Linked DNA regions of Homo sapiens: regions 1 and 2 are each linked to region 3. The links are chromatin contacts, found by Hi-C or POLR2A ChIA-PET in ENCODE. All regions are on one chromosome and are shown on one strand. The core of a region is the stretch at or near the end of the contact, and the rest is flanking DNA. Distances in the headings are between cores, read along the strand shown.

What was found. A loop is a pair of places that touch in the nucleus more often than their neighbours do. ChIA-PET counts read pairs that join two places held with the same protein, here RNA polymerase II (POLR2A). Pooled maps may share reads with other maps.
Region 1: a loop to region 3 is called in a pooled map, with 2.5 times the contacts of the local background. The contact joins the promoter of NLRX1 here to the promoter of BCL9L in region 3. A Hi-C loop is called at or near these places in 4 of 50 pooled maps. POLR2A ChIA-PET finds 5 or more read pairs at or near these places in 4 of 52 experiments (OCI-LY7, WTC11, activated B cell and 1 more).
Region 2: a map of endothelial cell of umbilical vein shows a loop between it and region 3 (2.5-fold over the local background). The contact joins the promoter of HYOU1 here to the promoter of BCL9L in region 3. A Hi-C loop is called at or near these places in 2 of 168 maps with a recorded cell type or tissue (ascending aorta and endothelial cell of umbilical vein), 12 of 37 single-sample maps with no recorded cell type and 14 of 50 pooled maps. POLR2A ChIA-PET finds 5 or more read pairs at or near these places in 21 of 52 experiments (A549, A673, CD4-positive, alpha-beta T cell and 18 more).

The regions. Positions count from the first base shown.
Region 1 is chr11:119,167,440-119,170,139 of GRCh38, forward strand. It overlaps NLRX1 (NLR family member X1), which reads left to right and starts at 1,286. Exons shown (of 10, transcript NM_001282144.2): 1 at 1,286-1,863. RefSeq lists a silencer at 1,195-1,804 and enhancers at 1,376-2,081, 2,082-2,700.
Region 2 is chr11:119,055,843-119,058,542 of GRCh38, forward strand. It overlaps HYOU1 (hypoxia up-regulated 1), which reads right to left and starts at 1,363. Exons shown (of 26, transcript NM_006389.5): 1 at 1,178-1,363; 2 at 228-325; 3 at 1. The coding sequence starts at 318. RefSeq lists enhancers at 461-961, 962-1,461, 1,821-1,870 and silencers at 941-1,220, 1,311-1,590.
Region 3 is chr11:118,924,494-118,927,193 of GRCh38, forward strand. It overlaps BCL9L (BCL9 like), which reads right to left and starts at 1,433. Exons shown (of 10, transcript NM_001378213.1): 1 at 745-1,433. RefSeq lists enhancers at 150-219, 591-1,092 and silencers at 1,288-1,337, 1,538-1,677, 2,498-2,557.

The DNA.
Region 1 (2,700 bases), core at 36-2,535, 240 kb after region 3:
CCCAAAGTGCTAGGATTACAGGCATGAGCCACCATGCCTGGCCAATTTTTGTTATTTTTAGTAGAGACGGGGGTTTCACCATGTTGGCCATGGTGACGAGTTTGAGCTGGTCCCAAACTCCTGGCCTCAGGAGATCTGCCCTCACCCCCAGCCTTCCAAAGTGCTGAGATTACAGGTGTGAGCCACCGCGGCTGGTCCTCTGATTTATTTTTTCAGATCCAGTACAAATGTTACCTCCTCTGCACTCCCTTTTCCAGACTCTCCTAATGCCTTGCCTCTGCCACTGAAGTACATCATTTGTTTGTCTGTTTTTTATATTTTTATTTTCTATTTTCATTTTAAATAGAGACAGGGTCTCACTATGTCACCCAGGCTGGTCTCAAACTCCTGGTCTCAAGTGATCCTCCTGCCTCGGCCTTGAAGTACATCATTTGTAAATGTGGTAGTTGATTCCATTAAAGTGAGGTGCCTGCCTTGCTGTGGTTGGCAGCCCAGGGCCTAGTGCTGGACCTGGCTTGTGGGGGTGAGGTGCTCAGTGCTACCCAATACCACAGTACAACGAATGAACAAATGTCTAAATGAAACATCCACATTGTTTTCAGTAAGTCCTCTTCCCAGCCCTGCCCTGGAGAGCCTCTCTGTGGGTGCCCTAGTGCACAGCTCTGTTGTGTGAACATCGTACACTCATGCTTGCATACGAAGGCGTGCCCTGGCTGTGGGTGGTGGGTGGCTCCTCCTTCTGGGCTACGTGAGCCCAGGGTGTGGAAGTGTGTGGAAGTGTAGGGATAAGGGTGGGGGCTTTGGGAACTGGGAAGCCCCAGGGCTAGGCCATGAATGGGTGTCAGACCCGAAGAGCAGGTTGGGGTGCAAGTTGTCCTTCAGCCCCCATTCTTCCTTCTTTCTTAACCAAGGTTACCAGCAGCCACACACATAGGTCTGGGCTCTGAAGAGGACCGGATACATAAGGCAGAACCCAAGGAAGCCTTAGGCTCAGGTCTCTGCCTGAAGGTAGGCTGGGGAGGCGGAGAGGGACAGAGGGAAGAATCCCCTGGACACCGCGCCTCAGGGAGGCCCAGGGGTAAGGTAGGAAGACTCAGGCCCGGGATGTTGTTCTGGCTCATCCACTTCCTAACTGAATCAACCTGCACAAGTCATTTCACCCTTCTGAGCATCAGTTTCTTCATCTGTAAAATGGGCCTAACAAGCAGCCCAGCCTGGGAGGTGGTTAGTGAGGTCACTGGGTGTCACTGGCGCTTGGGAACCTGCAGAGGGCAGTACTAGCGGCAGTGCCCGCGGGGATGGAGGCAGGGAGGGGGGACGATGGCGGGACGGGTGGCGCCGGGGTTCCAGCCCTGCGCCTGCTCCGGAGCACCGGGCCCCTCTCGCTGACCCCCTCGTCCCAGGACCCCGCAGGCCCGAGTGCCTGGGCTCGTCCTCTTTCGCGCCCGCTGCCAGGTGCCAGGGCCGCGCAGGCGGGCGGAGGTGGGCAGGAAGCGCCACGCCGAGGAGCCGGGGACTCTGGGAGCTAGCGGGAGACGCCGGCGTCCGCCCAGCCGACCCCTCTGGGCCGCGGCCGACGGCTCCCGGAACTGGGCAGCCGCGGGTAAAGGCCTAGCGGGCTTGATAACCCCTGCGCCCTGGCTGGGAGGCCGCGCTGAGCGGGGGGCAGGGCGGGCCGGGGGAGGAGGCTGTGCAAGGGCCGCGGGGAGATCCCGGCCGAGAACGAGAGGGACGGAGCTGGGCGCTGAATGGCGGGCGTTCTGGCAAGTCTCCCCCTGCGTTCCCGAGGCCACCCGAAAGTAGGAGAGCTGTTTGGGACCCAGTTTGGTGGAGGAGCTCTGGACCTGTAGGAACACCGCCCCTGTACGTTTCCTGCAGTGCCCCCTCCTTTTCTCATTGCCCTGGAGACCTGGGTGATCACCGGAGAACTGCCCTCGGCCCCGCAAGTCCCGTCTTGACTCAGTGGCCCTAGATCCGAGGTTAAACCGGAACCTAGGCTTTCTCAGGCTTCTGGAGCCCTCTCTTAACCCTTCCGCAGCCCCTGGGACGGGCCAGCACCCAGCCAGCTCCTCCGCTGGTTGGCCCTGCTAAGGCAGGTGGCCCAATGCAGCCAGTTCTCCTTAAGCGTACCCTGCCCAAGAAGCCCCGATCTCAGTGGAGGAGACCAGGTGCCAAATAGGGGCACATTCCATTTAAGTGAGTTCAGAGGCCTCAGAAAAGACTTCCCAGGGACGGAGACTTTTGAGCAGGATCTTAAAAGATTGGTTGGGGCCCGAGTGGTGGCTCGCGCCTGCAGTCCCCGCACTTTGGGAGGGCAAGGCGGGCGGATCACTTGAGCCCAGGAGTTCGAGACCACCCTGGGCAACAATGGTGAAAACCCCGTCTCTACAAAAACCAAAGCCAAAAATTAGCCAGGTGTGGTGGCACACCACTTTAGTCCTAGCTACTCAGGAGGCTGAAGCAGGAGGATGGCTTGAGCCCAGGAGGTAGAGGTTGCTGTGAGCTGAGATCGTACTACTGCACTCCAGCCTGGGCAACAGAGCGAGAGACCCTGTCTCAGGAAAAAAAAAAAAAAAAAAAAAAAAAAAAAAAAAATTGGTTGGGACTCTAACAGAGGAAAAAGGTCATTCCAAACTGGGAAGAGTGTATGAACAAATTTAGGACAGCAAGAGCAAGAATCCGGTGAGCCTGGGGTATAAG
Region 2 (2,700 bases), core at 113-2,612, 130 kb after region 3:
TCTGAAGGGAAAAGAGGTTTGTCAGTTAGCTCTCCCTTCGCCCACCTTCCTGGGACTCCCTCTAATCAAAGCATACCACTTTCCATGGGTAAACGAAGATGGCAAAAGACAAAAAGGCCTGGACCTAACAACTCAAGAGACTTCTGGCCAACAGCCCCAAGCTCAATTCCCATCATGCATCCTTCAGTCATCATTTATCCATTTGCTCCCTCTACTGGGGTACATACCACTCAGTGCCAACAGGTCTGCCAAGAGCACAGCCACCAAGGCCCAACAGACTCGCCTCCTCGGCCTCTGCCTCCTAACTTTGTCTGCCATAGTGCCCCTGGGGGAGGCGAAGAAAGAAAACACTTAAAACTGGATACCCGGAGTGAAGGAGACAGAATCACATCCCAGAACGGAGAGGCTGTAAGATTCATATCTACTTCATTCTTACCCAGGGCAGATCAGCCTACTTCTCCCCTTCTCCCTCCTGATGGGTACAAACCATTCTCTAATCATCCCAGCAGCGCCCACACAAAGGCCCAAGTGAAAGAGCATGGGTCCTCGGCTTTGCCACATCCCTAAACAGAGAAGCTAACAGGACAAGAGAAAGGAGACCCGAGCCTTTTGTCCACCACACAGGCAGTGAGTGGCGCACCGCAGCACTGTGCCTGTTGTCAGACACCTGGGGTGCGGCCAGGGATCCCCGCCCAGGGCTCAACCACCTCCCCACACCTGGAGCTCCCCCGCTGACGGGGAAAGCCAGCTGGGCCTGGACGGGAAGAGAAAGGTAATGACGTTGGGGGTAGCTAGGATGAAGGAAAGGCCTATCTCCTCCTCGGCATCCCTGCGGGTTGTCCCGCCCCCTCCCCTTTCCCAGCTCACTCCCCGGCCCCGCTGTGCCCACAGACGCAGTGCCAGGGGCGGTAAGGTTCCCCGCCCGGCGGGTAGCCGTTACCCGGTGTTCACCTAAACCCCACCTGACGAAGGCGGCGGCTCCCACTCCCGGAAACGGATCCCGGCCCGCCCCAGCAAGTGGGGACAGACCGGGGGCCGAGCTGCGTGCCCCCCGGTGCGAGGCCGAGCGCCCGGCGTCCGCGCGGCCCTCCCTTGCGCTCCCGACCCGCCCCCGGAGCTCGCACGCTGTCTCCCCTAGGAGGGGTGGCCGGCCCGCACCTCCATCCACCCCCGCTACCTCTTGCCTCCGCTCCTGCGGCCCCAGCTCTGGGACAGACGCGGCACGAACGTACCCACGAGGCCGGCAGCGCCCCCCACCCGCGCCCTTCACAACTCCTCTCGGTTTGCAAACTGTTACATTAGCCACCAACCTCTCGGCGGCGTCTCGCGCACCAGCCGGCCCCGGACGCGGCGCGCGCTCATTGGAGCCTCGGCCGCCCGGCCCTGCGCTGCGCGCCCGGCCCCGCCCCCGCCGCCCCGGCGCGCGTACTCATTGGACCACGTCCCAGGCCCCGCCCCCTCCCTTTGCCAGCCTTGTAATGGGGCGGCGGAGGGGACCAGCCACCGGTTGGGCAGAAGCAGCCGGCGTCGGCCTGGGATTGGACCACGTCACGGGGCCAGCGCGCTCCACTCCTTCCTCCCCAGCGCCGGCCCCGGGGCGACCGCGGGACCTTTTCCGGCGCTGGATGCTTTGCTGCCGGGGTTCGGGAGTGACCTGCGCCTAGAGCAGGTCGGGCGCACTGCAGTCCCGCACTCGGGGCTCTTCTTCCGGTCACCTGTAGAGCCCGGCCGAGGAATGGAATAACAGGCGTCCTGTCCGCAGCCCCGCGGAGGGGGCGCTGGCCTGCCGGTTAGTATTGAGGTGCCCTAGGCTTTGGATAGACGTTGGAGAATGGCTGTCCCTCGGACTGAGTCCGTCGCAACCCCCTCTGTTTTACTGAGGAAACTGAAGCCACAGAAAAAGATGTTTGCTGATGGGTCAGAGATAACCGATGCATTCGTCGCAGAATCTGGCCAGGATTTCTTAGGTTAAGCCCCACTCATTTGTATAAGAAAGAATATTCCAAACTTAAGTACTACACACAAAAGACACTTTTATTTGTGAGGCTATAGTTGGTTGAGCTTGTGTGCACCTTCTCCTATTTCTGTTCTATTAAATCTTGTGAACATTTCTCTACTCTTTAGCTGTTTCTGTCATAGAATGACAGAAGCACCTCACTGCCTTCTCTTTTAACTTACAGCTCCATAGAAATGTGCGCAGTCGCCCGGGCGCGGTGGCTCACGCCTGTAATCCCAGCATTTTGGGAGGCCAAGGCGGGCGAATCACTGGAGGTCAGGAGTTCGAGACCAGCCTGGCCAACATGGTGAAACCCCGTCTCTACCAAAACTACAAAAATTAGCCAGGCGTGGTGGCGGGTGCCTGTAATCCCAGCTACTCACGAGGCTGAGGCAGGAGAATTGCTTGAATCCGGGAGGCAGAGGTTGCTGTGAGCCCAGACTGCGCCACTGCACTCCAGCCTGGGCGACAACAGCGAGACTCCTTCTCGAAAAAGAAATGTACGCAGTCCTTGGAGACTGCATTTTCCTTAAGTGTGGATGGAAATAAGTCATCTGTTTTCTCTCCTACTAAGTTGATGCCTGGCCACCCTTCACAGAAAGGCCCGCTTGAAGACCCTGGCTGTCAGGGCCAGGGTTGTGTCAAGCCTGAACTTGTTTAAGGAGCTCTTAGCTCTTCCTTTCTCTACATTTTTCGTGATGCTT
Region 3 (2,700 bases), core at 183-2,682:
CTATCCTTCTCAGAAGGAGAGAGCAGCCCTCTGTCTCTTCTGAAACCAAATTCCAGCAGCCCTGGAATAGGACCTACCCCAGCGCAACAAGAAGCCTAAGCTCACTTCTCTTCCTACATTCTTCCCCGAGGGTTCCTTTGGATCAAGACAGGGGCCACCTCCCCTTAGCAGCGCAGGGACACTTCCAAGGAACTGTATGACTGCCCCACCCCCCAGCCAAGCCCACATCACTCAGAAGCCTTGGAAGAAGAGACTCCTCAGTCACAGCCCCCGCTACTCACAGGCAGTGCCTGGGAGAAAAGGGTGACCCCCAGCTCTCCCCAGTCCCAACCCACCTCCTTCTGGAGGCTCCTATCAGCCAGAGGAGGAGGGCTGGGGTGCTGAGACCCACGGGGTTGGTGAGCCTGGGAGGGGGACTACATCTCCCAGAAGCCCCCAGGGCAAGGTTCGCTGCTCCAGCTGGCCCAAGGCCGGCCTTGTTCTCTGCGCTAGGGTGGCAGGGTCCCCTGGCTGTCCCTAAGCCCTCCCCACGGTGTTCTGGAGCTGCCAACCTGATTGGGGGCTTAAGAGTAGCCTCCACTGACCCTGGGGGAGTCCCCCACACCTTAAACAGCCTGGGGGTACGTGCCAGAGAGCAAGAGACAATCAGACTGTGTTTCCCCTCCCCGATTCAAACTGGATCTCCCTCCTCGCGCCTCTGCTGGCCTGGCATGACTTTCGCCTTGCCCCCAGCCCACCCCTCACCTCACGCGGATTGGGGGGTCCTCACGCCAGGCCGGAGCTGGACGCCATGACCAGGTCAGGGTCGTTGTGTGGATGGGGGTCCTCCTGCTCGCCAGTTGGAGATGCAGAGGGGGCGGGCAGGCGGTGATCTTTTGATCCTGGACGCCTTGATCTCAATACCAGCCCGGCCCGGGAGAGGCTATCCGGGGATCGCTGGGTGCCTGGGTTCCTGCCTCCCAACCGCGGAGCATGGTCGCGGGCGCCGGGCAGTGGCGGGAGAGCGCGCACACCCGCCGGGGCCGGGGCGCGGGGCCGGGGTCTCGGCCCCGAACCTCAGGGCTCCGGCTCCTGCTCCTGCTCCTCCTTCCCTTGCTTGCTTGCTTGCTTCCTTCCTTCCTTCCTCGCCTCTCCTTTCCTTTCCCCAAAGCCCGCGGGAATGCCGGGCGCTGGGTGGGGAGGGGCTGTCTGGGCGCTTATTGTTGGTCGGACTCCGAGGGTCCGGGTCACAGCCCCCGGGCGGCGCGGCGCCGGGGGACCCAGGCGTGCGGGCGTCCGGCCGGCTGGCTCCGGGCGGCGGCGGTGGTGCAGCGGCCCCGGGTCCGGGGCATGTCCAGCCACTGGCTCCGCCGCGCGCCGCCGCCTCCCCGGGCTCCCCTGCGCTGCCGGAGCCTCGCTTGCCCCTCCACTCGGCTCCACTCCCCAGCCTGAATAAGCATCGGGGCTCTCTGGCTGCCTCCTTCTGCCTTCATACCAGAGCCCGGAGAGGCCCCTGTCAAAATAAGAGCTCCCCCATCTCGCTTGCCTCCTCGCCCAACCCGGCTCCCCCAGCCTCCCAGTGGTCTGACTCGGTAAGGCGCCCGGCCGGCTAGCGGGAGGCAGGTTGGCCCGGGGGCGGGGAGGGGGGTTTCTGCTCTCCTCCTCACTCCTGAGAACTGGGGAGGAGACGCGCCAACAACATCCCAGGCTAGGGAAAGGTTTGACAAACCTACCTTCCTATCTGCACTGATTGGAAGGAGTGGAAGTTGCCTGGACACACGCGCGCGCACACACACACACACACACAGCACTGGGTCCCCTCTTCGTTGTACCCACCCACATCCATAATGCACTGAGCATCTCTTTATTCATGTCTCTCCTAGTAGACCATGAGGTCCTTGAGGACACAGACTGAGTTTTTTCATCTCAATCCTCAGCAGCACAAAGTGCATGCTAAGAAAATGTTTGTGGAAGTGAAACCTTTGTCTTCTCAAAAGAACTCTCCTAACCTAACCTCAAAGTGCTTCTCTCTCTCTCTCTCTCTCTCACACACACACACACACACACACACACTCTCACCACCCTATAGGACGATCGAGGCAATGAAAAAGAAAATGTAAAGCCCTTTTTTTTTTTTGAGATGGAGTTTCGCTCTTGTTGCCCAGGCTGGAGTGCAAAGGCGCGGTCTCAGCTCACTGTAACCTCTGCCTTCTGGGTTAAAGCGATTCTCCTGCCTGAACCTCCCAAGTAGCTGGGATTGCAGGCACCTGCCACCATGCCCGGCTAATTTTGTATTTTTAGTAGAGACAGCGTTTCACCATGTCGGCCAGGCTGGTCTCGAACTACTGACCTCAGGTGATCAACCTGCCTTGGCCTCCCAAAGTGCTGGGATTACAGGCGTGAGCCACCGCGCCCGGCCCAAAGCGCTTTTTAAAAACATTTCACATGTTTCAATGCTCACCACAAACCTGCAAGAAAGAGGTTATGGTCCCATTACAGAGGTGAGGAAATTGAGGTTTGCATTACCTAAGGACTTACCCAGAGCTACCCAGCTAGAAAGTGGTAAGCCCAGGACTAGAATTTGGGTCTCCTTATCCCAGGGCACTTTCCCTGTTTCCTACTGTCCCCACCCACCCAGAATTAATAGCAAGTGACAAGCATTGACTGTGTCTGATAGGAAGAACACTAGCCAGCCTGCTTGTTCCTGCTGTTTCCTCGGCC